2 separate regions of the Mus musculus genome follow, and region 2 is linked to region 1. Evidence: chromatin loops called from intact Hi-C (ENCODE). Cell type or tissue: heart. All regions are shown on one strand. Each heading gives the region's core, and the rest is flanking DNA. Links, peaks and the distances in the headings are about the cores only. Region 1 overlaps Gm30262 (a long non-coding RNA gene). Region 2 has its middle 17 kb from the start of Gm40763.

Evidence for each region. Peaks named below come from ENCODE experiments on the same cell type or tissue, not always from the same donor. Only the 100,000 strongest peaks of a DNase experiment are listed, where the experiment ranks them.
Region 2: a loop joins it to region 1, with 2.0 times the contacts of the local background. A loop is called at or near these places in 2 of 42 quality-filtered maps.

Annotation. Positions count from the first base shown.
Region 1 is chr10:111,593,145-111,608,880 of GRCm38, reverse strand. Gm30262 (a long non-coding RNA gene) reads right to left here. Exons shown (of 5, transcript XR_380793.4): 3 at 798-902; 4 at 174-397. 4933440J02Rik (RIKEN cDNA 4933440J02 gene) reads left to right here and starts at 14,608. Exons shown (of 4, transcript NR_045344.1): 1 at 14,608-14,777; 2 at 14,876-14,932. In heart, for the core only: no CTCF peak of the experiment used is centred there; DNase peaks (open chromatin) are centred at 8,040 and 8,390; H3K27ac peaks cover 2,025 bases.
Region 2 is chr10:111,645,041-111,660,776 of GRCm38, reverse strand. No RefSeq gene overlaps it. Among named protein-coding and RNA genes, the nearest start is that of Gm40763, 17 kb to the right of the region's middle. In heart, for the core only: no CTCF peak of the experiment used is centred there; no DNase peak of the experiment used is centred there.

The DNA.
Region 1 (15,736 bases), core at 4,489-12,488:
TGAGGAGGCCTTCTGATCAGAGAGGGGAGGCGGGCATCAGAAGGCAGGGACAGTTGAGTGCAGGGTCATTCCAATTACATTATTGATCCTTCCTGGCAAATGGGGAAGCCTGACTAGCAAACAATTGGTGATTCAGAGCTCACAAACAGCAAAGAGTAAAGAGTTTTCCTTACCTCCTCAAAGATGCTCAGGCACCTGGGTTATTCTGCCTTCTTTTTCTCTATAGTTCTTTTCGGGAAGCCATTACTCCTAAAGAGCTCTAGATCCAAGGGGGCATTTTCCCAACACCAAATACCAAAGGTCCTGTTTAATGTCCCATGCTGGTTTGTGTTTTAGTGACAAAAAAAAATCGATAGTGAGGGTGTTCTGGTAAGAGGTTTACTAACACGTTTCTGTTCTGCAAAATAAAATAAAATGTGTCAGATGCTATCCCAGGAATATGAAATGCTAGAAGCACTACAGATCTCAGTGAAGTTCAATAAAGACTTTCTGTTCCCCAAAACTACAGCACAATCAAAATCCCACCCAAATACACCGAAAACCATATTCTCGTTTATATTTTCCCAGACTCCTCCATTGGAAAGTGAAATTCAATGGAGACAAACAGAATTTCTGCTTCTCTAACAATTTTCTCACAAGATTTTTCTTCTAGGAGTACTAGAGAAGATTTTGATATGTGTTTGTCTGTTGTGGCGTTTTAGAAAATGGCAGAATCTTTACTAGAGAGAGAACAAATTATTCCAACACATTTAAGCAACTTCAGAATTTTCCCTCTGTGTACAAGGAGATATGCTCACCGATGCTTCTCTGAAATGTCCTGGTTGACATGCTAGCATAATTCAGTTCGCATCGGAAAGATGAGAAGTCTTGGATCCTACAGGAGAGCACTCCCAAGTCTCCTACTATAAAGATAGGATACAAAAAACATAAATAAAACAGACTCTGGGGCTATGGAAGAAGAGGACTCTATACTCCCAAGAGATGCTGTGGTGTTCCGCCTTTAAGAATCAAAGGCCCAGGAACTGATGATGTGAGGTCTCTTCTCAAGTAAACTTCAAGAAATGGATTAGCAGCTGGGTGTGGTGGCACACGCCTTTAATCTCAGCACTTGGCAGGCAGAGGCAGGCAGATTTCTGAGTTCGAGGCCAGCCTGGTCTACAAAGTGAGTTCCAGGACAGCCAGGGCTACACAGAGAAACCCTGTCTCGAAAAAAAACAAAACAAACAAACAAAAAAAAAAATGGATTAGCATAGGGACACCTGGCAAGACACCCCCACAATTGCATCAACCACTCTGGCTAACACAGCACACATAATGACCTTGAGCCAATACAGTCTACAGTCAGGGGAGTGTCTGCCTTAAAGAAACCAGTACTCAGAAAAATCATGATAAAGCCAGGCAGTGATGGCACATGCCTTTAATCTCAGGAGGCAGAGGCAGGTGGATCTCTGAGTTTGAAGCCAGCCTGGTCTACAGAGTGAGTTCCAGGATAGGCAGGGCAACACAGAGAAACCCTGTCTGGAAAAAGAAAAGAAGAGAAGAGAAGAGAAGAGAAGGGGAGGGGAGGGGAGGGGAGGGGAGGGGAGGGGAGGGGAGGGCCAGGGAGAGAGAGGGGAGAGGGCCAGGGAGAGGGGAGAGGGGAGAGGGAGAGGGAGAGGGAGAGGGAGAGGGAGAGGAGGGCTGAGGAGGAAGAGGCAGAGGAGAATAAGGAGGAGGGGGAGGAGGAGAAGAGAAAAAAGCATGAGATGCAGGTGTAAATCTAGTTCTCGTGGCCTTACGGAATACATGAGAGGGAGCCTCATATTCTGGGTCTGAGAGGGACAATACATCCAAGAATAACTCAGAAACCTACACCCAGCAAATGGACACAAGTCCATGAAGTGCTAAACCAATGGGCTACCACCATTCAGTCATTCAGTCAGGGAACTAACATGATATCCGTTTTGCAAAGGAAAATGACATAAACCAAGATCAAATACAACTGAACTCAAATTCACCAAGGAAGAAGAAGCCCAAGCACAGAAAGTCAACCTGCAGTCCCACTCTCTCATGATTTTAACCATGACCCTGCAATGATGCTCTATATCCTATATCCATAGAAGCTGGGGTGAAGGGCTGGGGTGAAGGGAGGGGGGAGGAGAGAGATTCATTTCATGTGTTCTGTCACAGAAACTGAATTGTAGATAATTTTAGGGTCATTTAAAAAAATGGCCAGAGCCAGCAAGATGGTTCGGTGAGTAAAGATCCTGACGCTGATGGGGAAAATCAGGCATGAGGACTCCTGTGAGGGCTGGGGAGATCGCAGCATACCTTACTGGCCATAAACAAAACTGGCAGACATGCCTGAGACCCACTAGCTGATGCAGCCTCACGGCTTCCAAAGATGGATGCTTATACTGGCAAGATTAACAACTTCTTGCTACAGGATATCACATTTCCAGAGACAAAAGTTCCCTGGAGTGCCTCATCTGCTTCCCCTGAAAGTTGCAGTACAGTGGTCTGTAGCATCCTCTCAGGCGGGATTTTCACTGCGGGCAAAGTTACATTGTGTCTTAGTCAGGGTTTCTATGCCTGCACAAACATCATGACCAAGAAACAGTTGGGGAGGAAAGGGTTTATGTGGCTTACACTTCCATACTGCTGTTCATCACCAAGGAAGTCAGGACCGGAACTCAAGCAGGTCAGGAAGCAGGAGCTGATGCAGAGGCCATGGAGAGACGTTCTTTACTGGCTTGCTCAGCCTGCTCTCTTATAGAACCCAAGACTACCAGCCCAGAGATGGTCCCACCCACAAGGGGCCTTTCCCCCTTGATCACTAATTGAGAAAATGCCTTACAGTTGAATCTCATGGAGGCATTTCCTCAAATGAAGCTCCTTTCTCTGTGATAACTCCAGCTGTGTCAAGTTGACACAAAACTAGCCAGTATACATTGTTTCTTAGCCTTTTTTATTGCATATCGTTTTTGTTACATATTTGTTTGGGGCAACGTCTCCAAGTTTTCTTTTATTCTCTTCATGTTAAATATATATATATGTATATATGTATATGTGTGTATATATATATATATATATATATATACATACATATATATATATATATATATCATACTTGCTTGTTGCTATTGTTGTTTGTTCTTTAAATAGGGTCTCACTAGAACTTGATTTGTAGATCAGGTTGGCTTGTAACTCATAGAGATCCACCTGCCTCTGCCTCCCCAGTGCTGGAATTAAAAGCTCCTATCATCATATACAGCAAGAACAATATTGAAATAAAACATTTTCATAATGAAAAATTGAGAAATACTGGAAAGCTTAAAGAAGAAAAAAAAATCCAATCTCTGATTCTCTTTCTCAGAGGGAAGAATTTCTTGGGAGTACCTTTCCATCCCTACGCCAGTGTGTCGATATGCTTTTGTGACCATTTATCCATGTCATCAATAACTGCTCTAAGTCTTGGAGTCTTCACCCCAACTGCATGAATGGACTTCATAGTACATGAATTCTCTGAGAGTATAAAAAGAATTTTATATAAGCACATATGTACTTTCTTACCAAAAATGGACTTCACTGTCTCCATCAGAGTCCTGAAAGAATACACAAACTAAAACATTTGAAAACTCTCATTTAGTACCATTCCTTTCAATAGCCAGACAATAGGCCACCATATTAGCCAATCTTGCTATTATCAATTATATTACCATAAACACTTTTGGGGATAAAACTTCGGACCTATCACCAAGAACTACTATAGAAGGGTACATCCCAAAATTAAAATTTCTCCAAGAATATTCTCAAGTTGAAGGCTTTTAATTTGTGTTGTCAAATTACCCTACAAAAACGTGGCATCATTCAAAGTCTCCCCAGAGTATGAAGATGCTTTCTTCCTTCAAACCAGTGTGGATGGGATTATTTTTAAGCTTTTTCAATTTTATTGACCAAACTAATTTTTGGATCTTTCCCTTTTTAAGTTCAAGGAAAAATATCATTTATAACACAGATGTTCAAAGCATAAAAAGAGAATTACACCCATCCTGGATGCTCTGGGCTTTATTTTACACCAAGCTTTATTTTATCATTTCGTGACATAATGACCCCCAGCTCCCAGACTTCTGCAAACACTGACGGGGCTAGCCAGACATGTGATGATTTTTATGGCTGTGATTTCCCTAGTCTTTACTCTGACTCTCAGTCTAGAATTGAGCTTCCTATTTAGTGGTACCACACTGGCTCCCTTGATATGACATCACATAGCTACAGCAGTATCCAGCCTTTTGACATTGTAACAGGTTTCCATCTATAAAAATATCCAAATATACATTTATAACTATCTGGGGATGTATGTGGCCCTCGGACCACAGATTGGACACACCCTAGAGGCTAAATGAGCACCTCTTCAAGGTTTCCGTCAAGATGTCAATGATTGATAGATAGTTTCAGTGGTTCACCTTGGGTAATCCCAGAACTAGGGAGGCTAAGGCAGGAGAATTGCCGTGCGTTTGAGGCCACCCTGAGCTACAGTATGAGACCCTGTCTCAAAACAAAGTATGTCAGTGATTACAAGAGTCATAAAATCCACAACACTTAGGGTGAATTTTCCCTTAACTCAACCTAAGAACTCTCTCGAAGACATGCCCAGAGGTTTATTTCTTGAATGACTCTAGATCGTGTGAAACTGACAATCGTGCGCCTTAGTTTTTACTGTCAACTTGAAACACCCTACCATCACTTTGGAAGAGAAACTTCAGCTGAGGAGGAATTGCCTATATCAGAATATCTTGCAAGCATGTCGGTAGGGGTTAAGTATTTGTTGTCTTAATTGTTAATTGATGTAGAAGGACCCAGTCCGCTGTGAGCGGCACCAATCCCTAGGCAGGCCGCCTTGGGCTGTATGAGAAAGCTAGATAAGGATAACCTAGAAGTGTGCAAGAAAAGAAACCAGCAAACAGAATTCATTCACACGGTCTGCATCAAGCATCCACCTTGAGTTCCATCCCTGACTTCCCTCAATAACAAACTGAGATCCAGAAGTATAAGCCAAATAAGCTGTTTCATCCCCAAATTAGAGTGTTTTATCACAACAACAGGGTGAAACTAGACAGGAAATCAATACTAACTATCACATCTACATAATGTATTAACTCCATGCTGCCCACCAACCCTTGTTTTTTTCCCATCTCACGTTTTACCATGACACAGGACACACTTGTTTGTTTGTGATTAATCTTAGCCCTCCCTGTCAAAGCAAAGGTAAGCCTTTTCCATCCTATTACTGTATCACTCTGGTCCCTAGGGAAACAGCCAATAGGACCGTGAGGAATCAAATAAAGCAATGTGCCCTCAGTTGAGCCCACAGTTTCCCAGGGCTGCCAGGACAAAGTTCCATCAGTGGAGTGGCTTAAACATAGAAATTTACTACCCCACAGTCCTGGAATCTAAGGTATCAGCAGACTGTAAGTGGTTCCTTCCGAAGGCTGAGAGAGGGAATCTACCACTGATCATCTGGTTTCTGTGGTTTCCTGGCTATCTTTGGTGTTCCTTGGCTTGTAGCTGCACCACCAAATCTCAGGTTCACACTGCCCTTTTTTATGCACACTTGTCTGTCTCTGTGCCCAGAGTTTCCATTTTTCTACAATACAATAATACTGGATTACAGTGTATACTAATGATATCACTTTAACTCAATCAAGTCCCCCCCCTCCATTTATTCCTTTATTTCTTTATTTCATTTGTTTGTTGTTAAGACAGGCCTCTTTATGTAGCCCTAGCTATCCTGGAACTTGCTCTGTAACCAGGTTGCCCTCAAACTCAGAGGTCTGCCTGCTTCTGTGCTTACATAAAGGGTATGCACCTAGCTTTAAAGTACTTGTTTTCAAATAAGGTCACTGGTGCTCAAGATGGGGACCTTGAGCTTGTGGGAAGGATCACAGTTTCAGGTAGTTCAGGGCCACTCAAAGACTATTCCTGCTCACTTATATTATGAGACCATCTGCTCACAGGGGACCATGACAAGTTCTTACCGATCCTTTTGATATAACCACTCTCTGAGGAAGACTAACCTGGCTTGCCACCAGGACCCCAGCTTTTACACTGAGTTACAGTTAAAGAAGGGTAGAAAGGAAACGGGAGCCTTGTCCAGTGGCCAACTCCTCCCCATCATTTCACAGGGAGAAAGGAGAAGTTGCAAAGAGGATACCTACCCAAGGTCTTATGGTCACTTAGAACCAAAGCAGGACCAGAACCCAGGCTGCCTGGGCCTGCTCCTTTCTTCCTTTGTGGAAATCTACCCCTTACATTTGAAATCTTTATTATGGTGATTAGATACACATTTCAAAATAAGTTGATTATAAAAAATATTATTCTGGGCTGGGGAAATAGTTCAGTGTGTAAATACATTCGTCTTCATGTCTGAAGACCCGAGTTCAATCCCTGGGTGGGATTCAACATGGAGGAAGGAGAGAGCTGACTCCTATAAATTAGTCTATGATGTCTACACATGCACACCTCCCACACACACATGCACACCTCCCACACACACATGCATACCTCCCACACACATGCAAAATTGAAGTTTAGAAAAGTTCTCATAGATTCATCTATATGTACCAAGCCCCATGTCATTGTACCCCCCACCCCCCCACAAAAACACCAAAACCAAAACCCTGGGGAAATAAATGGAGACATTTTCTGGCCAAAATTATTCACCATATTTCATCATATCTAATATTCCATCTACTGTAAGAAACATTATTTTGCCCACTACCAAAAAAAAGAAAGGAAGGAAGGAAGGAAGGAAGGAAGGAAGGAAGAAAGGAAGAAAGAAAGAAAGAAAGAAAGAAAGAAAGAAAGAAAGAAAAGAAAAGAAAAGAAAAGAAAAGAAAAGAAAAGAAAAGAAAAGAAAAGAAAAGAAGAAAGGAAGGAAGAAGGAAAGAGAGAAAGTACGTTGAAGCTAAGGGTGTGGCTCAGAGGTTAGAGCATGTTTAACACGCATGGGGTTCTGGGTTGGATCCTTCATCTCTACATTACCAACTGGGCATTCAAGGTCATCTTTAACTAGTGAGTGAGTCTGAAGCCATCCTGAGCCACACGAGATACTTCCAAGAGAGAAAGAATGAGAATGAATAGAAACACCACCAGCAATCAGATGGGTGTGAGAGCATACATATGATCCCAGCACTTGGGAGGCTCTGGCAGGATCCTGAGTTTGAGGCCAACCTTAGTTACATAGCAAAATGTTGTCAAAAAAAAAAAAAAAAAGGAAAGGGAAAAGAAAAGAAAGGAAAAGAAAGGAAAGGAAAGGAAAGGAAAGGAAAGGAAAGGAAAGGAAAAGAAAAGAAAAGAAAACAAAAGAAAACAAAAGAGAAGAAAAGAAAAGAAAAAGGCCTATCAATGTGTAACATGCATCAATTATTAAAATACAAAAATGCTTGCCTCTCTAATGCAAAGCCGTTAAACTATGAAAACGCAGGCATCATCAGAGCAGGAAAGACAATGACCCAACTCTGTGTTACTGTAACCAAGTCTCTCATGCCTGCCAGTTGTCTTTGCCAGGCTGGTTTAGTAAAATACAGCTGACAAAGTGACAGGTACAAAAGATTTTAAGACACACTGCTCAGTTAATCTAGATGCTCCCCTATCCCATGCCCCCCTATATCCCCCCCCCCATTAAATGACCTAACACATCCTCTAGATCTTTCTTCCAAAGAAAGCATATGTTCTGTACCTCCAGGGACAAGAAATAAGCAACAGGGGGGGCCTTAGGATCAAAGAGATGAGAGTGGAGGAGAGAGCAGTACCTAGAGTCTGCCAAAGCAAACACACACACACACACACACACACACACACACACAGGCAGAGGGAGCAGAGCAGACCTTGCCTGCAAAGGTCCTCTGAAGGAGGCTTACAGAGACTTAGAGGACCCTGGTCTGGGCTGCCACAGCTGTGAGCTGGGAAGAGCCCCGTGTGAGGCCTGAGAACCTGAGACTTGCTCCTACAGCCTCAATCCTGGCAGGAGACCAAAGCTGCCTCTGGCTGGGGCTTACAAAGACCTGGTGCAGGGCCAGCTGGCTGCAGGAGGCATGGTTCTGTATCATTCATCACTCAGAAAGTGCTCCGCAGCTGGAGGAAAGGCACATCAGCCACAGCCAGTGGAGCCCAAGCTGGCCTCCTTCCTCTTCCCTCTTCTCTCCTTCCTTAAGAGAAAAACCCCAGCACTGCTTGAGCCCTAAAAGTGTCAGAAAGCCAGGAGATGTAGCCTCTTGCTTTAAGTGTCCTCCAGTACAAATCTACTTAACACCATTTTAACTTAGGTCCTGGGGACTCAGTGGTTAAAGTCATCGAGTCCATGATGCTACTTTTTACTGGCAACTATTTTGTTTCCGTGGTTCTTTGGGTCAATTCCCAGTGGTACAGACAGGAACCTTCTGGTAGCTTCCCTCTCCATCCAGTTCCCTTTTCCCAACTGCTCTCTTCCCACCTCCCACCTTCTCAGTCTCTCCAGGGATCAGTCACAGAGCAGCCTGGGGGAGGGAGGGACAGGGGAGGAGTCCTCACTATCATCACAACCTTGAAAACTGGTCTTGTCACCCAGTTGTGTGACAAGCAGAAAAAGAAAGGAAGACAGAGAAGAGGGGCATGACTTCAATTCACAGAAAAAGCAGAATGCCCACGTGTGCTGAGTTGGTCAGTGACATGGGCTTGGGAGGGTAGAGAGCCGTGGCCATTCAGGAGCCCAGCAACTGGCATTTACAACGATGCCCCCTGCAAATCCAGGATCTTGCCCACAAGAATTTCATAGATTTTTCTTTTGAAAGGCCATGCTTCCTGGCAAGCTGGGTCAACGGTTAAACTGAAAGAGAAATATTTCTATTATTTGGCAAGAGCCACTCCCCCTCCTAAGCTATTAGTTCATTTGCCAGGCAAGAGAGAGAGAGAGACAGGAAAAAAAAAGTCAATTCTAGGGTGATCATCACACAGAGTAAGACACACACAGAGTAAGAAAATATCAAAGGCCATTTCCAGAAAGGATTAGAACAAATACTTCCTCTGAAGTCCCTGGTGATCCCTGGAGAGGGGAGGGGTGGGAAGGACCCTCACAGTGCAGGTGTGTTGGCTCTGCTCCAAGACTCCAGATGACAACTGTGGCTTGCCCTTGGATTCACAGAACTTGCCTTACCACTCCCAACTGGAATTTCACAGAGATGGCTTGAAACCCAGCGCCCCCCATTCCCAAAGCCAGTGACCTAGAAAAGCCACCAAGCTCTGTCAACCCTCTGTACTTTGTACTTCAGCTCCTGTGACCAATAACGCAGCGCACCACAAGCCAGGCCCCCCTGGAGTACATTTTCCCCTTTATCTCCCTCATTGAGATGTCGTCAGTGACCATTTGCTTGCTTATCAGAGCTTCCTGAGAACTCAGGCTACACCTGTCTGATTCCTTTTTCTTTTCTTTCTTTTTTTTTTTTTTTTTTTTTTAACGTTAAAACTGAAAACGATACCTCCTCTGAAGGCTACCCTGGCTACCCCATTAAGGGAACAACTGGAGTAGTTCTTGCCCCATGAGAACTCCTTCTTCCATAGCAAGACTTACAGAGATTGTCTCCATATCCATATTGTTCGCCTCTTCTGTAAACTGCTGCTCAGGGTTTAGAGCCTTCCAAGGCCCCCAGCACAGACTCTGGGTCTTTGTCCATTGCTTCTTAGGAACTCTGGCCCAACACAAACATTGCCGTGTTAGCATCTGAGAGGCCCAAACTGTTGCCTGCTTTCTCCCTTTTGCACTCACTCTTGACCGTTTTGGTGGTTTACAAACCTGATCTATACACCGATCTAACTCAGATCCACTGGAGCGCCTGTCTTGGAGAGATCAGGTCCTGCTGGGAAGGTTTGCTGAGCTCAGAAATGGTCCCTGGTGAAGGAACATTTTCCTTAACTCTTAATGATCAGAATCTGGCCTGAGCTCTGGGGATCAAGTGTAAACCGTTCCATACATCACTTCCTCATTCATTATCCATTGTACCTTGTTCTTCCCCTTTCCCCATACCGGGTTCTCCTCACTTGGATCTGATGAGCACGTTACTGCAGTTGTAGTTTGCAACTACAACTTTTCCTTCTGCTCCTTCAGTGGCCACGAGAAATAGCAAGCCCCATCTCATTCTCCCCAGGCCTCACTTTTCCTGTCAACTCCAAGGTTACACAGAGGACACATCTCCCTAGCCAGTCCCCACTGGGCAGCCGGCTCAGCTAGGGTATGTAGGCCACTGGCACCCCAGCAAGGATGTAGTCCATCCCTTGAAGCATAGGGAAGCAGAGCTGTGGGGATTCTGCTGCAGACGCTTCACCCTGAAATAGCTAGCTCAGCCTCGGTTGCCTTTCTTGTCACCCACAGCAGGGCCCGTCTTGGATGAGTCCCTGTTTAGATGCCAATAGCTTTTCCTGGAACACATAAAGTTTCAGGAAGGGGTGTCTCGTAGGCAGCTGCATCAGAGTCCCACAGAGCTGGGTGACAAGGCATGAAAGCTGTATCATTGAAGAGATCCAACCCCTTCCAAGTCACCTTCCACCTCCTAAATATTCCAGCTCCGCCCCTAAGACCACGTGGTGCTTGTGGGGGCAGCAGACAGGAGACCCTGTGGCTGACTGGTCTCTCAGGTAAGGGTCTAATGGACCTGCCTTTACTAATTCAATGTTAACAGCCCTGACAGGGAACAAGCTGTGCGTCATGATGGCCGATCATGATGTCACAGCCCCCTTGCCCCCAAGAGAGGTTGCTGGAGCAGAGAGGGCAGCTAAAAGCCCCATGGCCTCCTTTGAGCACCTGAGGACATTATCTGGAGAATCAGGCTTGTCTAGCCTTCCATGGAAGTTCTTACTCAAAACTATAGTACAAAACACACTTGCCCCTCAACAGCTGTCTCAAAGTGTCATTTTGGCAAGAGCGTTATTTTGAGATGATAACAACATAGAATCAAAAGTATGTAGGGTGGGGGAAGGGAAAATATTTGGGACAAGGTCTTAGTATCCTCCTCATCTCCCTGGAAATCTTATTGAAGGTAATGATGAACCCAGATGTGTGTGTGTCCATGTGTGTACATGTGTGTACGTGTGTGTGTGTGTGTGTGTGTGTGTATGTGCACGTGTGTGAATGTACATGTGCATGTGTGTTTGTGTATGTGGACATGTGTGTGTGTAAGTGTGTGTGAGTGTCTGTGTGCGTGTATGCACATATGTGTGTGGGGGTGGGGGGTATGTGAGTGTGTGTGTAAGTAGACCTCAATGAACATTCTTGTTCACTGGTCCCCACTCACATTTTCTCTTTTCCCAAATGTATTCTTCCTTTGACCTCAAACCCTCTTCCTTCCTTCCTTTATAACAGACAATAAACTCCTACTGCTTCTCCTAGTTCACTTCGCTATGAACTACCATACACATTAATGTTAGTGAGTCACATGCCGTTTCCCCCATTAACCGGTCTTCTGTTAGCTTAATTCACAGGCCCCTTTCACCTGAACTTAAAACAATAACACTTTCCTTCCCAAACAACTCACTGGGCCTCCAGATTTTTTTTCCTAATGTTATTTTATATTTCCAACATCCCAAATTGTATATATTCTTTTTTAAGGTAATTCTTTAGGGACAAAAAAAAATCCTAAAATACTTTTTGCTGAGGTATAATTAGCTAACAGTTTATCATACCATATATCCCACAGCCCGATGAAATACATTATAAATTGAATGAAAACAAAAGACAAAGAAAAGGAAGGACATGACTGCTCCCAGGTGTGGCCGAGGAGGAATTTTATTTTATGAGGGAAAGCATAGCCAGGGGCATCTGGAAGATTCCAGACTGAACAGGACTGGCCAACTGAACAGGGCCATGTGAGGAATACAGGAGTACAGGGAGAGGCAGGTGGGAACCAGGAGCAGAGGCCCAGAGGGCAAGAGGCCCAAAAAGGGTCAAAGGGACCTTGGAGCCAAAAAGTCTTGGTTATAGAGGAAAGAGCAGCCTCAGGAAGGACACCCTAGCCCAGTCCCTGAGCTGGGCATGCTTAGGGTAGGGGTGGAGTATTCCAGGTACTGGAGATAGTAAGAGACTGGCCGACAGTGTCTGCTCTGATATGTTAATAGGCACCCCAGTTAGCCATTTGCCCCAGGTCTGAGACCTAACATAAATGTAATAAAGTTTTGTTAGGAAAAAAAAAAAAAAACTATAGTATAATTACCACTATAAAGGAAGAGAAAAAAAAACTTTAGAAAATTCGCTCTGCCTATAGGAGGAACAACAATGAACTAACCAGTAACACCCCCCCCCCCCCAAGCTCATGTCTCTAGCTGCATATGTAGCAGAAGATGGCCTAGTCGGCCATCACTGGGAGGAGAGGTCCTTGGTCTTGCGAAGATTATATGCCCCAGTACAGGGGAATGCCAGGGCCAGGAAGCAGGAGTGGGTGGGTTGGGGGGGGGGGGTAATAGGGAACTTTTGGGATAGCAATTGAAAGGTAAATGAAGAAAATATCTAATAAAAAAATCAAAGAAAGAAAGAAAGAAAGAAAGAAAGAAAGGAAGGAAGGAAGGAAGGAAGGAAGGAAGGAAGGAAGGAAGATAGATTGCTCTGGAAAAAAGCTAAGCTAGTTTTAGACAAAATGGGAATGTGAGTGAACAGTGAACAAGCAGGAGATAGGGGCTTCCCTGACATCTCAAATCATACCTGAAGACAGCCACTTCCAGGCCTTAAGTCTGGAGTGTGAACAACGTTTAGACCAAATTAAGTAAGCAAAATAATAAGCAGACATGCAATTAATTCTCAATTATGCTCAGCAACTGGGGGAAGGCGGGAGTGGTGGTGGGAGGGAGGGGGTCAGGAAAAGCTTAGCTGCTCAAATGCTCCATGAAGTCAGATTCCAGAGCTTCAGGGAGGATGCGGGCAGCTGACAGAGAGTCTCTCCTTTTATCAAGTGAGGGCATTATCCTGTCAAATCATGCCTGTGGACTCTCTCGGGGACCGGCTTGCTTATCTCCTGGCCCTGCCTGGTCCTGAGCAGCTGGGGTTAATGATTAAATGGAAAGATGACAGGAAATGAAGAGGCTGAGACATTCCATCAGATTAACAGCTGAGACCTGGGAGGCAGCCCCGCTCCCTCACACCAGCTTCTGCATCTGGGGAAAACCAGAAAAAAGAGCCCATCCACCTCATTAGACCGCCTCCTTTTTCCTTTCCCACTCACTATCTCTGTCAGCAACACTCAGAGTCCAAAGGTCTTGAGATATCTCTGAGACGCCAGGGAGAGAAGACAGGAAACCGGGCACCCTCTCTCTGAGGTCCAGCCTGAGATAAATTCCTCCCACTGTGACCTGTCAGCTTCGGTTCCCTCTTAGGTCTTAACAGAGGAGCCGTGAGGACCGATCCTATAGTCAAAGGGGGTCTCAAATAAATGTTCAGAGATGTCCTGAGGCTTGCTCGAGGTGGAGATCGACAGTAAGCTGCGACCTTCCTTCCTGCACGTCTTTGTCCTTGACACATCAAATATCAAACTGGGAGGAGGGGAAGGGAAGAGACAGGGAGAAAACCAAGAAAGGTCAGTTGCCAAATGGGACATCCATGTAGCCTCCTCAACCACTGGCTGACTCAGGGTTAAGCGGTCTACTTCTCGAAGAGAATAAAGTTAAAGCCAGCTTTACCTGTTGACCTGAAGACAGATCCTTGCGTTATCGTGGAAATTTCCACTATAATTTCAGATTCCACACAAATAATATTCCCGGCAAAATCAGCTTCCAATGGGCGGGTATCCTAAGTGTCTTAGGAGTTTTCATTTTGCTTTCCTTTGAGCTCTTAAAGAGGGGTCTAGAAATCATTAATTTCCCTGCCTTTTCATCTTAGACTACCTAGCGGCTCAGATCGGAGCTCTGCGCGCCTAAAATCAGGAAGGGACAATGGCACTTTGCCATTTTGGCACTAGCCTCGTGTCCCAGGCAGCAGCCTAGCCAGGCACCTTCTACCCCCCACCCCAACCCCCGGCTGTGAGCAGCAGCCAAGCCTATGTTTCCTATGACACAACCCCTCTCCGCAGACTCTAGGAGCTCCAGAGGGACCCCATTTAGATAACCAGGCTCCAGATAAGCTTGCCGGGTAATTATCCAGCTTGTGCCCTGTATCACGCCAGCTGAGTGGCTGTGAAGGGAACAGGGGACAAGGCCAGCAATCCCACATGATGCCTGAAATTGTACTCCGTGTAGAGGCAAGAAATCCTTCCCTCTGATCCGTTAAGGTTCCGTAACGAGTCTCGGGAAGGAACTAATAACATACCCATCAGCAGGAGACGCGCCTATTTACTACCCGACTGGCCATCACACATTCACTATCGGGTAACAGTCTGGTGAGAGTTAGAGGCAATGAAGATACAGTTTTAGAGATTAAGTAAGTTATTTTCAGAGTAGATAAATGACCAACCACCACCACCACCACCACCACCCCAAAAAAAATGAGGCTGGGACAAACTTTATCTGGCCTTTGGCTGTAACGTTAGCTCTAATCTCCTTCCGGTTACGTGCTTCCATCACTTCCGGTAGGCGGGGTGTCTGAGGAAAGATTCAAACTAAGTTTTGTGGATAACTGGGAATTGTAAAAAGAAGCGGAAATCAGAGGAAGCCTTGCAGTGTGTGAGCTGTACCCCAGGTGATCCCACTGATATCAGGACATCTCTGTACATTTTTCCGGTACCACATCTCTCAGGGGTATCACAGACTCCGTCCATCTATGCAACCCAATTCTAAGGACATCCTGGGTCTGTAAAATTCCCTTCTATCTCCATCAACAATTTTAGAACGTCCTCACACCTTTCTGATACACTCCTAAAGGATTTTCAAAATGATCTGTTGACAGCTTCAAAAAGCAACGGAGTGAAAGATAGTTCGTGGAAGTGGAGGGAGAGTCTATTGTGTAAGTTGTCACCTCAGTATTATTACATCCAGGGCAAACATTTGTTTAGAATTCTAATTTCTATTCCAGTACAATCGCCTCTATGGAAATGGAGACTAATCTAAAGAATAACTAAGTCAGTTACTGCTTTGTAAAGATAGCATATGGTACTTAAATTGAACCAAGAAAGCAGGAGGCACGACACCAAAGGCTTCCCAGCTCTTTGTAGCGTAGTAAGAACTGTATTTCACATCACACCCAAGTAGACACGCACATGAATGTGCAGCTCAAAATTTTGATGAAACCCAATCACTTTTACTATTTTCTATACAAGTGTTCTCTTTATTTATTGAAACTTACTATATTGACTTGATGACCCACTAAGAACTTGAGGATTTAAGGTTGGTTAGTTTCAAAATCCCTTTTTTATATCTATCAAAAAAGGAAATACAAAAACCCACAAACCTAAGGCTGGAAAGGTGGCGTTCAGAGATTAAGAGCACTTGCTGCTCCTGTAGAGAACCTGGATTCAGTTCCCAGCACCCACATGGCTGCTCACAACTGTCTGTAACTCCAGTTCCAGGAGATCCAAAACCCCTATCTGGCCGCCACAGGCACACATACATGCATGCAGGAAAGCACCTAAAATTACATAAAATAAAACTTAGTCTATAACATTCTCTCTAGTATCTAATAATGGCTATCACTAAAGCATAAACACAATGTATCAGAAATGTATAGTACAAGTTTAGCAAAAGAGTTCTTGCCAGGACCTTCCAAAAAAGAAAGGAAAAGGGGGTGGGGGATGCAGGGTGGAAAGGAAGG
Region 2 (15,736 bases), core at 4,369-12,368, 52 kb before region 1:
AGTCTTTCTAATGGATCTAGCCACAAACCAAAATTTCTACTTAAAACTGTAGGGAGAAACAGTATGCATCCCTTTATGGAAGTGGAAACCACATACTCTACTATTTTGTGTCAACTGGACCTGTGTAGGACTAGAAAACACATTAGCCAGTGGGCTTACGCATCTGTTCGGGGAAACTCACTGAATTTGGTAGAAGTCTCACCTTGAATGTGGAATCCATTAAGTCTGAATGCATTAAGGAGAATGCATTAAGTCTGAACAGAGTTTTTTAAACAAATATCACTTGACAAAGGCAGTCTGAAGAGCAGACAAGTTCTTGTTTTTTGTTTTTTTATAAGTTTGCACTGTACTGGCCCTGAGCTACATGACAATAACTAAACACTAAGCAAACCCAGGGGCCGCTCCTGAGGCCTCTGCTCCAAGCAAGGAAGAACAGCAGGCAGCAGGTACCATGATGTTCCAGCAGCAACTTCCACGTGAGAAGATGTTGCTCCTCAAAGTAGCTAGCCACCCTGAAATGTCTGTGGGGTTAACATAGTACATCTATCTTTTTTATTCCATAGTGGGATTTGGGTTTGTCATGTTCAACTTCTTATTTATGAGACTCTGATTAAAGAATTCCATTAACCTCACCATCATTCATTTACTCTGTGGGTTCCCAGACAGTGGTGACCAGGGTTGGGAACCAGGTAGAGGCAATGTCCCTGGGTTACCAGAAGTAGTGCACGCTAGGGTCTCCTTTCTCTCTGAATCCATCAGTAAATGACTCTCAACAGAATCAGGTTTCCTTGTCACGTCTCTCAAAGAAATTTTATTTTGTTATCTAGAAAATTTTCTTAAAAGAAACATCTCCATTTTTAAAGCAACCAGATCCAAGACACAGCTCTATGCGCTCATCCAATGGAATCCATTCCCTCCCTCGACTCTCTCCACATACCAGAGGGCCAGCCTCTCCTGGGATCATCGTTTACTTCAACATCTTAGTATAAGTCTTTAAAACCACTTCTGAATCCTAACATGCCAGCTGTTTATCTACTCTCTTTAAGCTCCATCTTGGAGTCAGAAACCTAAATGCCCTTCACGAGACAGCTTGCTTTGTGCAGAGTGTCGGCTGGAAAAGTTACAATCAGCAGGAAACGAAAACAACCAGTGTGGCTTTTGGTTTTATCCATTTGGGTGACATTTTGGAAATGGAGCACTGAGGCCAAACCAAATCCCAGATTTCATTCTGACCAAAAATCCAAAAGGACAAACTTCATGAGGAACATTGAAAGCTCAGTTGTCCCCGGCTACAGCTGAAGGAGAAGCTTGGATTAAAACTGGCAGCGATTTACTTCCTACAAACATGCTTTGTTCCTGGCTAACTTGTCAGCTCATAAGGAAAAAGAAAGAAAGAAAGAAAGAAAGAAAGAAAGAAAGAAAGGAAGGAAGGAAGGAAGGAAGGAAGGAAGGAAGGAAGGAAGGAAGGAAGGAAGGAAGGAAGGAAAGAAAGAAAGAAAGAAAGAAAGAAAGAAAGAAAGAAAGAAAGAAAGAAAGAAAGAAAGAGAAAGAAGAGAAAAAGGAAAAAGCCCGTCTCTGCCGTCTCTGTTCAAGCAGCTGTCTGATTCACCACGCTGAATCCTTTCATGGCTGTCAGTACAAATGTGTTACAGAGAATTGATCCAAGACCTTTGCCTGAAAACCCTGGCACAGAGCACGAGCCTCTCCGATTTCCTACCGTGTCTTTCTCCTAATTCGATGACTTGCATTTTCAGGAAATGGCTATAGAAAATGTCATGTTTATCACGGAATTCCCTTCATTATTCTGCTTCCCAGAACCCTGGGGGTGGGGGTGGGGACAGAGCAGACCCACAGGCACAATAGAGGTGCTCTCTTCAGTTTCCAGTTTTCCTTCTCTATTTCGCCTTGAGCATCTTCTGGGCTAATTTGATATCTTTAAACTTGAAGTATTTGCTGAGTGAGTTGAGCAAGGTTCAGTGGCCACCCTGAGTTGAGTTGCTGGAGAGAGCTCAAATCAAAATAACAGCAAATCACTTTGTAACTACAAAGCTGCCTGCCGGTGAGTACACCCGGTATCATTCCCGAGAAGCTAGTAAATAAGTTGCCGATGTAGTGGAGACGCCTTGTTATTTCCGGGATTGTTCAGAGAGCCATGGATTCACCATGGAAAGTAGTGTAATGGCACCCTGCAGACTGGGCAGTGTGCAGCAGACAGACACTTTACTGACATCCACGTTCCACTTCTCACCTGGAATACCGCATTTCTCGTCCCCCACTCCGTACGTCTTTCCTGAGAAGTAGTATCCACCCAAACTGCTCTTAGAAACTGCAGTGTGAATCTGCAGTGTGAAACTGCAGTATCTCTGCCCTCCTAGAAAGGAGATTGTGGAAGTTCTGAACAAGTAGACATGATTCTCAGTTCTGACATATATTCCCCCAAATGACCTGGCATTTGTCACTGTGTCAATCACCAGTTCTGAGCTTCCTTTCCTAGGCTACCAGACTAGGGCTGGGATACCCTCCTCACAATTGGGAGATTTTCAGGGACCCTTCCCACCCGAGTTCTTCTTGGTGCAAAGTGAGATCAGTGAATAGCGAAACACAGCATTTGTTTAATCCAGGAGCATCCAACCTACAGCCCAAGGGCTTCATGTGGCCACACAGGACAAAGGACAGACATAGATGCAGCCCAAGGCAAAAGTATAAACTTACACAAAATGTTGGGAGATTTTTTTGTTCTTGTTGTAACTTTATTGCACAGTTCAGAAGCAAGAACTTTGTAGGTGGTGCCGTCATGCTATAGTGTAAAAAGATGGAAATGCCTACAACGTTAGACTATTGGATCAAAGTCTTAGATATCACTCCTGACATAGAAAAGTGTAGAAAAAATATCTCAGAGAGGACACACACAGACACACACATGCACACGCATGCACACATACATATACACGCATACACACACATGCACACACACATACATACACACACATGCACACACACATGCACACATACACACACATACACATACATGCACACACACACACACACACACATGCACACACACACACTCAAATCAGTACTGGCACATACAGAATAGTAAGCATGGTTCTATAGCTGTTACAGATCAAATACAATCTTCTCAGAAGTCCTGTATGAAATCTCTTTTTGTTTGTTTGTTTTTGTTTTGTTTTGTTTTTTCAAGACAGGGTTTCTCTGTAGCCCTAGCTGTCCTGGAACTCACTTTGTACACCAGGCTGGCATTGAGCTCAGAAATCCGCCTGCCTCTGCCTCTGCCTCTGCCTCCCAAGTGCTGGGATTAAAGGCGTGCGCCACCACGCCCGGCTGAACTCTCATTTTCTAGTGCCTCAGATCATGATTGTATTTGAAAAATCCTTAAAGAGGTAATGAAGGTTAAACAAAGTCATTATGATGGGCCCAAATTCAACATCACTGGAGTCTTTATACAAAGAGACCAGAACACCTACTTAGAGTAAAGACAGACATATATCTATTGTTAATCCTGAGATTCTCATGAGAAGAGCCAGTTTCACCATCTGGACCCATCTGAAACAAACTTTAATTAAATATTGACCAGGATGGGTGTTGGTCAAGACTACTCCCTGGAATTTCTAGCTGAGTAGCCCTGAGACACATTTTACAGGGATTTATAAAGGCAAACCAATAGTCTGCCATATTTTCCCATGAGGATTTGATATTTTCCAAGAACTACAACCCCCAGCATTCTAGAAGTTACCTGGTCCTTCAGTGGGTTAACTTTGGATCTTACACTGTATACTAAGGCAAAGGGCCTCAGAGGAAACCAACCCAGCTGACACTGGTATCTTGGATTTGCAGCATCCAAATTCAAGAAAAAGTTTCTATTTTTTTAAATAGAGTTTCTATTGTTTAAGCCACACAGACTCTGGTGCTGTGGTGTTTCCAGCAGACCAACACAACAGCCATTGATGTCCCTGTCCTCAAAAACTGTTCATCCCCAAACATAGGTGTAACTTAGGATTTAAGAGACTTTATTTGCTGGCTTAATGCAAACAAGAGATGTTTTCTTGTGTTTCTATGTTTCTTCTTACCCCAGATAGGTTGCTTCTTCATTCTTTCTCTTTCTGTGTAAGAACACACCTTGTGACAGCATGAGTGTTAAGCAATGAATCCTTTCCTTCCTGCTTGTATCAGTCAGGACAAGTCATGATATGCCGCAGTAACAATGTGAAGTCTTGGGGATGTTGAACAAATAGGGGTGTATCCTGGTCTATGCCACAGGGACATTCCCAACCTTTCAGGTCATCTTACTTCAAGGACATCAAGCTTGCCTAGCCATAGACATGTCTCTGATACCACATGAAGTATTCTTTTCTTTCTCTCTCTCTCTTGTTTTCCAAAATCCCTTGCTGACCTTGGGATCTACCCTGTAAGCAAGAAACTGAGGCCCCATGCATTTGATGTGCTCAGCAATGATGAAAAGTGTAACTCCTTTGCTTCTTCCAGTTAATGACATTGGGACTGTCTCCTCCATGCACGGGGAAGCGAGCTCTGGAAAAGGCCAACTTCTGTTATGGACGCTTCCTGGTCTTTTCCTTTTCTCTTCCTTTAGTTTCCCTGGATCCAAGGATGAAGGGGAGGAGTGCTTACATCAGCTGACCTACCTTTCCCATCTCCCCCTACCCACTCCCATCCCCAACACTCACATTGCAAAGTTAATTAAAAACCTAGGGCAGATATGTCTGCATGATTTGAGTAACTGGCCCCTTTGTACAAGGAGACAACAGGGAAGTTCCTGCCAGGGCAGCTCAGGTGGCTGCTCGCCTGGGAGAGAACTGAGATCTTGTCTAGGGCTTGTCACTCTTTGCATGTATCTCCAAGGCACAAGTGAGACCAGCAGGCCTGTGGCTGTGCCTGTCACACTCACTTTACCCCAGCTGTCTAGAAGCATTTGACGGCTGTGTATACATTTGTGTGTGTGTGTGTGTGTGTGAGTGTAAGTGTGTGTGTGTATGAGTGTGTGTGAGTGTGTGAGTATGTATATGTGTGTGTGTTTATGTGTGTATGAGTGTGTGTGTGTGTGTGTGTAAGTGTGTGTATGTATGAGTGTGTGTGAGTGTGTGAGTATGTATATGTGTGTGTGTTTATGTGTGTATGAGTGTGTATGAGTGTGTGTGTGTGTGTGTGTGTGTGTGTGTGTATGTGTGTGTGCTCTGCTTCTGAAGCAGAGATAAGAGCTCTCTTATGTTATTAGCACTTAGATGAGTGTCCTGAGCCATGGACATAAACTAAACCCAAAAGCAAGAAATATCACTGGGCAGCTTCTTATTGCTTCTAATTAAATGTTGCTACAATTGTCACGACTGTCCCCACAGTCCTATACTTCCCTCTAACCTCGCTAATAACCCAGGGCCAGTGTTCACTTTGTTAATGATGAGAAGGTGAGGCTGGGGAAGGAAATGCTCTCTGTACCCAAGCATCACAAGCATCAAGTGTCTGGACTGGCAACCGGTGTCCTCTAACCTGCAACAAACAGTCTTCGGAATTTACAAACAGAGATCCAAGACGTCCCTGAGCTGTGCCAGCTAAGCCAGTGGGTGCCGATGTGTGATCTGAACTACACCTCCCAATAAGCCTGCAATGATCAGCAGACCCAAAAGCGTTCCTATCTACCCAAACACACGCATAGTGTGCTGTAGGCATCTGTAAAAGCAGGTTGGGGACCGTAGTAATACAATGCTCTGGAAAGAGGAAATAGCTGGTAATTAGCTTAGTCCTTCTTATTCCCTGCTGAGAGTTTCTGCACCTGGGCACTGTGCCCACGGTAAAGGGAGAGGAAGAACCATAACCTAAGGAAGACTTGCAAGTGACTGAAGCACAGAGGTAGAAATGCCAGGGTCTTGCCTCACCCTGAGGCAGTCGGAGCAAAACAGTCTGAGTTAGAATTAGCTTCACGTCAACTGGAACGGCAGCTTAAGAACTCCTCTTGTCAGAGATTTTTTTCCCCCTTTTCCAGTCGAAAGAACTAAAGACAAGCCCGAAGTCAGAAGAACAATAAAGCAGGTAAAAACTTGCACTGAACACAAACAGAGACCCATTCTTGTGACTGGCAAGCCATAGGTCATGGTTCGGTACTTCAGTATGACGGCCGTATTCCCTCTGTGACTCACATGCTCTCTGTAGAAAGACTCTGCGGGGAGGATATGAGTAGCTAGCTTAAATAATTGCAGGGTACCTGTGCCACCGGGACTCCTGTTGCTGGAGCGACCGCATCTCTCCGTATTCAGGGAAGTGTTTTCATATGACCCAGCCAAGGAGCTCATGTCTGTGACACCCCGGGGAAATTAAGGAATGATTTTTGAGAAACGGCAGACGAAATTAAGGTTCTTGTAGAATTGGGCTGGATTTTCTCAGAAGAGAATATAAATACCAGTCTGGCAGGAAGGTACATGCCTGTAACCCTGGCACTCGGGACACAGGGGTAAAAGGCTTATGAGTTCAAAGGCAATCAAGAGCTATAAACAGAGGTGGAGGCCAATTTTGGCTACATGGTAAGACCCCATCTCAAGTAAGTAAGTAAATTAATGGCTGGCACTGTGCTCTAACAAGGTCGTCTTTATCTCTAGACTTAGAAGAATCCCATGAGATAGCAGTATTATCACTAGTATTTTTGAAGTGAGGAGACAGACTAGGAGATATTAATTAACACCCCAAGGTCACAAGTGCTAGTAAAGGCAGCCTTCCAGCCCAGTTGTGCAGGCTGCTAGACCCACCATGGCCTTCCCTACCCACTGCTCCACAAATCCTGCCCTTAAGAACCAAGGCAATATCAACACAGAGCTATTCTCTTTTTTTTTTTTTTTTTTTTTTTTTTTTTATTTATTATATGTAAGTACACTGTAGCTGTCTTCAGACGCACCAGAAGAGGGCATCAGATCTCTGTTACAGGTGGTTGTGAGCCACCATGTGGTTGCTGGGATTTGAACTTTGGACCTTTGGAAGAGCAGTCGGGTGCTCTTACCCCCTGAGCCATCTCACCAGCCCCCAGAGCTATTCTCTTAACTTTTAGAATTGTACAATATTTATTTTCATAATTGTAAATAACCTTACGTCCTAATGTCCATCCTTTTGAGGAGTCATGAATATTCTCACCCATCCTGAAATAGTTCCATCCCATGCTGGAGGGAAAGGAGCCTGAGTTTTAGATTCATTTGCTCAGCACTGCAACGCAGCGGGGACGATGGCTCATTTCCACGGACACAGCAAATCCCCTCTATGTCAAGGACCATGAGCTGTGCTGGTGAGTTGGCTCAGGAGGCAAAGGGGCTTGCCACCAAGACCGATGGCCTCAGTTCAATCCCTGGCTCCCACGAGGTGGAAGGGGTGAACCCCTGAAAACTCTCCTCTGAACTCCACATACATACTATGGCACTGTGTTCACACACACACACATCCCCCACACACATTTAACAAATGTAATTTTTTAAATGTAAACACCATGTAGACAATGTGACTATAAGCCTTGCTGTAAACCACCATAAATAACTGGGTGACCATGATTTTATCTTGGGCGAAAGCAATCAGCTACCCGGCAACCCAGGCCTTTGGTTGCTATGCAGTACTGAGAAGAGCTTCAGGACTCCACTTAACTCTTGACCTAATTTGTCCCCATCTTCCAGACTCACCCAAAAGCTCATATGACGCCAGCCACAACAGCAGCACTTTATCTTGAACCAAAGACTGGAAAAGTGTTCTATAAAAGCCCAGAGAGTAGATGTGCTCAGCCCTGCAGGACAGACACTTTCAACTGAAACCACCCAACTTACCCTAGCTGCACAAAAGCAGCCACACTGTGTGAACAAATGGGTATTGTCAATAAAGCTTAAAAGCTTCAGGTCCGATTTCACCCACAGAGTCAGTTTGCCTACCTCCCAAGCTCCATCCATGATCTCTCTCTCTCTCTCTCTCTCTCTCTCTCTCTCTCTCTCTCTTTCTCTCTCTCTCTCTCTCTCTCACACACACACACACAGAGAGAGAGAGAGGGAGAGAGAGAGAGAGAGAGAGAGAGAGAAAGAGAGAGAGAGAGACTTCTATACCCATTCCAGCCTACTGTGTTGACCCAAAGCCACAAGATTATGGAAAGTTTATAAAAGTCACAGAAGCTCTGTGAATTGTAGTTGGTTTCTGCAGAGTAGCTAACCATGACCAAAATGAATAGATCAAGTGAACTGCCAAACCAGATGAACTTCCTGACACAACTGTCACTATGTCATCTGTCCCTCCCCTTCCCCTCCTCTTCTGTAACAGGGAAAGGAGGTCTTTCAAAAACTTATTTTAGACTTAAGTCTCATGCTTACAATATAAATAAATAAATATACAACATTTTTCATTAAAGAAAAACTCTGGATAAAGATATTTCCTTTGCCAGCCATGGCAGTGTACATCTTTAATCCTTGCAGTGGGGAGACAGAGGCAGATGGATCCCTGTGAGTTGGGGAATAGCCTTGTCTATGGAGTGAATTCTAGGCTATTCATGGCAACATAAAGACCTTGGATCAAACAAAACAAGGATCATTTTGTTCTGTGTTTGATTTTCAGGTGCCAGAGAAGAGAGTGGTTATCACCCATGTCATTACCCTAGTGTTAGGGCTCTGACAAATGAGAGGCTGGAAGCCTGTCCCTACCTTTTCCTTCTATAGTACCTTGCTCTTCCTGGGACCTATATGAGCCCTTAGAAATACAGAGCAAAAAGAAAAGAAACTAAAACAGTCAGGAGAAGTGAGAATTAGTTTGCAGAGTAACCATGAAGGTCATTCTTTTCCTTACTTCCCCTGTTCTCCTATTGTGCTTAATGACAAAGCCCAGATGCTTCAGAGAGCAAGCTGTAGTTCAAGCATTGCATCCTTGGTACCAGGATCCCCACCTCCATCTGGACTGCCGCCTTCGTGATGGACCTGGACCCGTCTCCTTGTTACAGTGTCTCCTATCAGGGTCTGTGCACAGATGGCTGTACCCAGACCACTCTATAGATCCTCTACTGAATTTGGATCCATTTGCCTGCTTGTCAGGATCATTAAACACTTTAATTAATCATATATTTCAAAGTGGCTGATGGTGTGCCATATAGAGAGAGGGTACAATTTCAAATCAATGAGGGGTAAAAATATCACTTACAGGGTTTGCCTGATGGAACATCTGGTATTTCTACAAGTTCTATAATTCTGCCAAAAAAAAAAAAAAAAGATTCCACAGTGATGCTTTGAAATCCTCAGAGGTATAAGAATGAATCCCTCAAGGGTGGATGCCTCAGGACAAGAGGAGGGAGTGACAGGATCTCCCAAAAGAGACAGACCCAGAGGCACAACGTGGATGCCAGTTCACCGTCTGGATAAAAGCATATATTTTATCCCAGGGTTACTGTGCATCTTAAAGACAGCTGGAGGTGATAGCTTAGATTCTAATGTTGGCGCTCAGGAGATTAGGCAAAGGGCTTGGGCCAAATTTAAGGTCACACAGATTTACAAAGTGAGACCGTGTCTCAAGAAAATAAAAAACAAACCAACAAAAATTGGGAATGTAGCTCCATTGGAGGAGTGTTTATCTAGCCACGGGTTCAATCCCTAGGCACACATAAGCTGTGTAAATGAGGTGCCGTACCACATGCCCGGAATTCTAGAACGTGGGAAGTGGAAGGAGGAGGAGGAGGATCAGAAGTTCAGGGTCAACCTCTGCTTGGATTTCAAGGCCAGTCTGAGCTACAGGAGACCCTGTTTCAATAAATAAATAAACCATGCCACAGTCACAGCTGAGTCAATCAGTCATGGTCCAAATTTGCCTTACCCAGGTATGTATGAAATAGGTTGTTATAGTCCGTTTGCAATACAAGGTGAGCTTAGGGCTCATCGTAGTGTCATAGACAAGCAGGTGCCTCCTCCACTTCCTAGCTGCCAGCAGGACTCATACTCTCGGGACTCAAGAGTCAGCAGGTTCTATGTAACTGAGGATCAGAAAAGGTATGTGGGCCCCAAACTGTTCATTAGATGGGGTTTAGTGTTCTTGGCTAGTACTGGGAGTTTGGGCAGGATGCAAAGTCCTATAGGAAAAGAAGACAGAAATTTCTTCGTATCAGAGGACTTTAAAAACCACTGTCTTGGTGCCATCAAAGGACAGTTTTACCCTTTTTTTCTCTTAGCAGCATCCTAAAAGGGATTACATTCTTTAAAACTGCTTCGGGGCTTGGAGAGACGGCTTGGAGGTTAAAAACACTTGTTGCTCTTCCAGGGGACCAGGGATTGGTTTCCAGCACCCATGTGACAGCTTACAAGCACCAGTTAACTCCAGTTCCAAGGAATCTAACACCATCTTCTCTTCTGGCCTCACTAGGCACCAGGCATGCAAGTGTACTCACATACATGCAGGCAAATCCTTATACTCATAATATAAAATTTAAAGGAAGTTTAAAAATATATATTTTTTTAAACTGCTTTGCTTTCACTCATCTCTGGCTTCCGTCCTTGGGGCAGAGAGAGCAGATGACAGAGGCCTGTGGAGTCAACCAAGGCCTATGGAAGGTAGAATGGGGCATAGAACCCTAAGCCCTCCGTGCAGCAACCTGCACATACTATTTCTTTCCTAGACGTTACAAAGTGGATAGAGCATTAGAAACAACAGTGACCAGTGGTCAATAAAATGTCACAGCTGCACGAGTCTCCAGCTGCTGAGTGTCAATTATAGTACCTGCTCACTCATCTACCTCCCATTCTCATGTATATTAGCAGGTTTATTCTTTATTGCCTAAGAGATAAGGGATAGCATTCTCATTATATGATTAGAAGAAGAAAAAAACTAAGTCAATAATTAAGAACCTAACTGATGGTTACAGAGTAAAAGAAAGAGCCAGGGACTGGAACACAAGCATCTGACACGCTGCACAGGCATCTAGAGAGACAAAAAGAGAACACCTATATTGAAATAATGCCCGAGGCTCTTTACAAGAGCACTAAGTACAAGAGGAACAGTAATAACACCCATCAGAACCATTTGCAAATAAAAGAAAGGGATTCGTAGACACTGTAGAGGAAAAGGCAGCAGATCTGAGGCCTGGGAGCAAGACAGAAAAGGAGAATGGAAGAGCAAAGGCCATGAGTGACAGGGAAGTGGATGTAACACGAGAGATGGAGTCAAGATGGCGGATGCCAAGCTCAGTATCTAAGTAGCTAGTCCACGTCAAAGCTAGACAGTGCCCATCAAAGAAAGACTGGTGGCCGCCTAGCACCTGATTAAGATCCCTAAAGCCAAAGCCCATTCGGAAAGATGAGCATCCTATTTGGGAGCCTAGACATGAGCTAAACCCAAGGAAAGACAGACAAGAACAACATGGAACTGCCAACAGCAAGAATCAACCAAGGGGTTTCTAAGTTGGGTTGTTTGTTTGTTTGTTTGTTTGTTTTGTTTTGTTTTCTCTACAGCAGGAAAGATCCAAGATTTGTCAGTGATTCCTATTGAAATCTAAGGCATTCCAAAAGAATTGCTTACTAGAGCTTGCCAGTGTTAGCTCAATGCCTCTGGCGCTGGTATTGACTGACCACAATGAATTTTAAGAGTGCCAATCACAGCAGAAAAGCAGAGAAGCCATAATAGCAAGTCACAAGAGAAGAAAGTCTAGACCATTAAAGATACATTTTAACCTAACTGAAGACTTCCTTAGGGGTGACTTGTGAGCCTTTTAGAAGGATTAAAAGTATCCAGTTTACAGTAGGTAGTGAAGCCCTACAATCTAAGGCATGCGCGTTTATTGTGCTTTCTAACTTAGAGTCTGCCAGAACGCTTTGGAACAACTTAAAGGATTTGAAGTACCAGGGCAGAGATGAAAGCTGGTCGTGTTACCAAACACACGGATTCTCCTACTGTTACTTCATTTTTGCACAGTGATGAAATTAAAATGGCTGGAATGGACCTGGGAGCAACCGGGCAGCTCCAATTAATGATGAGAGGAACAAAGGGTGCAGGTATGTAGATTCCCCTAGCAGATAGAACATTTCCATACGACTGGCTCATTTAATGTTGTGGCAGGTTTGCAAACAAAAATTTCCCGGAAGACTGAAACTTCAGCTCTCGCTGCAGCTGCCCCTGTGTCAGCCTCAAGCTCAGGAGGTTGCATGGGATGCAGAGATCAAGGATGATGTGATTAATGAACGTAATAAACATTGTTACATTCAAAAATTAAGCCAAGAGCAAAGAGCACGTGCTCTGCCCATAAATTGCTGCAGCTGCTCTTGCGTTGGGCGGCATATGGTTTGCAGGTACAAGGGCAATAATAGCAGCGTATTATGCAGCCTCTTCCAACTTCCACAGCCTCTTTCCTGTACAGGGACAGCAACTCAACCACTGGCTCCAGTGCAGGATGGAAGAGAAGACAACCCCTTCTGTAAAAATAAAGAGGCAAGGGTCTACTGTGATTTCTGTATGAGTCCTGTTACCTTGACAACATTAAAACATCAGCAGAAAAAAAAAAGTCAGGACTCAGACCCAGGTTTTTGTAAGTATTCTTGGTCCATTTGGTCCTGCTTTCAGAGAACCGGGAAACCACATAACCCATCTACCACCACTGACAGTATAAGCTGCCTACAACACCACAGCATCCCCAGATCACCTTGACCAAACATCTTAAGCCCTATCACATGTATAATCATACACACACACATAAACACACAAACAAACAACAACAACAACAACAGAAAAAAATAAAATAAAACAAAAAATAAGTCTGGAATTTAGAAAAATTGAGGGGTAATATTCATACCCATTACCGAGAATCTTATGCTGGAAGTATAAGAGAGGTGTGGCCATTATTCAGAGGAAACAACTGATGGGATCAAAGCCACAGAACAAGTGCTTTTCCTACGTGTTGTGGTGTGATTATATTCATAAGCTCCCCAGAGCTAGTGCGGTGCATTTTGGCATACTGACGCTTTCAGCATCCCCTAGAAGAAATGGAATATGGATGGCAAAGTCTCTTTCTAGATCATTCTGCTGTTATCAAAGTCCCTTCTGAGAAAGGTGTATTAACATCTTTAATACATGACTGATGCAAAAATTGTAGGATTTATATTCATTCTCAATGAAAACACTTACCTACTGGCTGTTCATCTTTCTGCTTAAAATTTAAAAGCTTTAATTTTAATGACTGAATTGGCTAAGATGACTTAAGAGGCATTGCAGTTAATGTTCACCGTAATTATCAAAATTATGCTCTTACTTCCTATTCCTGAAGGCAATTACTTTCAATTCTTACAGCCATCTCACCCTGATATTTCACAATAGTGTGTTTATTCTACTAACTCTTGATTTTTAACTTAGATAGTATGATTCCATAACTCTGACAATGAAAATTTTACTTTCTTACAGTTCAGGGAACACAAAAGCAAATATATACTTCCTTAGTCATCCTAATAAAAAAACTTTAGGTTAAGTTAATGACTTGGTTTAGATATGGCTAGTTAAATTATGTCCTGGAGAGGTCTGCTGTCATTAAGGACCTGGTGCTTTGAATGGAGCTATTGGAGTAGAATCTTGGAAGGTGGCACCTAATGCTGGGTCCTTGGGTCTTTTGGGACAAGCTCTCAGAGGAGATGTGGAACCCTAATCTCTTTCTCACTGACTTCCTGTTTGGTCAGTGAGAACTATAAGCTCTTACATGCATTCCTGTCCTCATAATGTGTTATCTCTCATTGCCCACTAACCAATGATACTACCTAACCTTGGCTCTCAAACTAATATAGTCAATAGTCAATGTAATATTCTGGTTATATAAATACTCAAAACTGCATCATTTGGTTTCCTAGACTTCTTATACACTTTTTCCTATAATGAGTACTCCTTCCTTCCTCCTTGCTTCTCATTAGTCACTAATTCATCTATAAATTCTCTACTATAGATAAGATCCATTTTCAACAGTTTATAATACATCTCTCTGTTTCATATTTTCTTGGAGACAGCACAGACTCTCAGGAGCTCCCCTTCCCCTATTCCATTCCAGAAGATTTGTTCTCTGAGTGTGCAACCTAGCTAAGACTGAGATTATCAGTCACCATCAATCAGGGAATTGGATGCTGAAAGTTCCTCCTTGAGTCTTCTTTTCCTGCCAATATAGCACAGGTGGTAGCAAAGGAAAAGGTAGATATGAATGAGGAGGTGGAAGGAGAGGAGGGAGTGATGGGAAAGGTGGGGATGAAGGTGATGGTAGACATACAAGTAGAAGAAACAGTGATGGTGGTAGAGGAGGTAGAGATGCAGGAGGAGGAAAGGGACAAGGAAGTGGAGAAGGATGAAAAATAGGATGCAATAGAGTTAGTCATAGTGAAGGAGGTGGTGATGGAGGTAGAAGAGGTGGTAGTAGTGGTGGCTGTAGAAAAAGAAGAGGTATGAGAAGTCATAGAAAAGTTGGTGGTATGCCGGGGCCTAGCAAACACAGAAGTGGATGCTCACAGTCAGCTAATGGATGGATCACAGGGCTCCCAATGGAGGAGCTAGAGAAAGTACCCAAGGAGCTAAAGGGATCTGCAACCCTATAGGTGGAACAACATTATGAACTAACCAGTACCCCGGAGCTCTTGACTCTAGCTGCATATGTATCAAAAGATGGCCTAGTTGGCCATCACTGGAAAGAGAGGCCCATTGGACACGCAAACTTTATATGCCCCAGTACAGGGGAACGCCAGGGCCAAAAAGGAGGAGTGGGTGGGTAGGGGAGTGGGGGTGGGTGGGTATGGGGACTTTTGGTATAGCATTGGAAATGTAAATGAGCTAAATACCTAATAAAAATGGGAAAAAAAAAGAAAGAAAAGAAAAGTTGGTGGTGATAGAGAAGGAGAAAGATACGTTGTTGAGGAGGAGGAGGAGCTGGGGCTGGAGTTGGGGATGGAGATGGGGATGGGGATGGGGCTGGGGATGGGGCTGGGGCTGGGGATGGGGATGGGGATGGGGCTGGGGCTGGAGCTGGAGGATTTCTCCTTAGTTGATCCATACACTATTGGGTCTTTCTCCATGTCCTCACCTTCTCCACCCCTCGTTCTTTCAAAACAATTCCTCATGTACCCAGGGATGGGGAAATAGGTGGATTTCTTTTTAGAGATTACTGGGTCTCTCTCCATGTGCACACACACACACACACACACCCTTTCAAAAGTATTTTTCATACGCCCAGGCGTGGAAAAATAGGAGTCTGCTCGATCTAGAGCTTTGACAGGCCCCCCTGGCCTTATGGTTAGTCTTTGAGTAGAAAATTATCAAGAGATATTGAAATATAAATGTAGGGAAAGGGTTTCCAAGAAAGAGTCAGCCAAATTGTTTCTGGAAATAGATGTTTCTTCACATAGAATGCCAGGAAAACAGAGATGGAGAGATCATAATTCAATATAAAAATTAGTTTCAAAATTGCCAGTATTTATTCTAACTGATGTCACCAAAGGTCTATGAATGAGTGCTATGCTAGCACAGTTACCAAAGTCTTTTCCCTAAATTCATTTTCTTGAGTAATTTACAAGGCCATTGTTCCATGGGGTGTAGACTTTGGCCCCTTCCCCCAAATTTAAATATCAGCTAATCACTACACTGTTATAAAGTTTTAATGATGTAGTTGGGATTTTAAACATTTCGGTAGCACCCTGAACTAAAGGGTCCTTACTCTGAGATGGTGAAATCTTTAGGAGGTGACGCCTGATGGGAAGTTTGTTAGGTA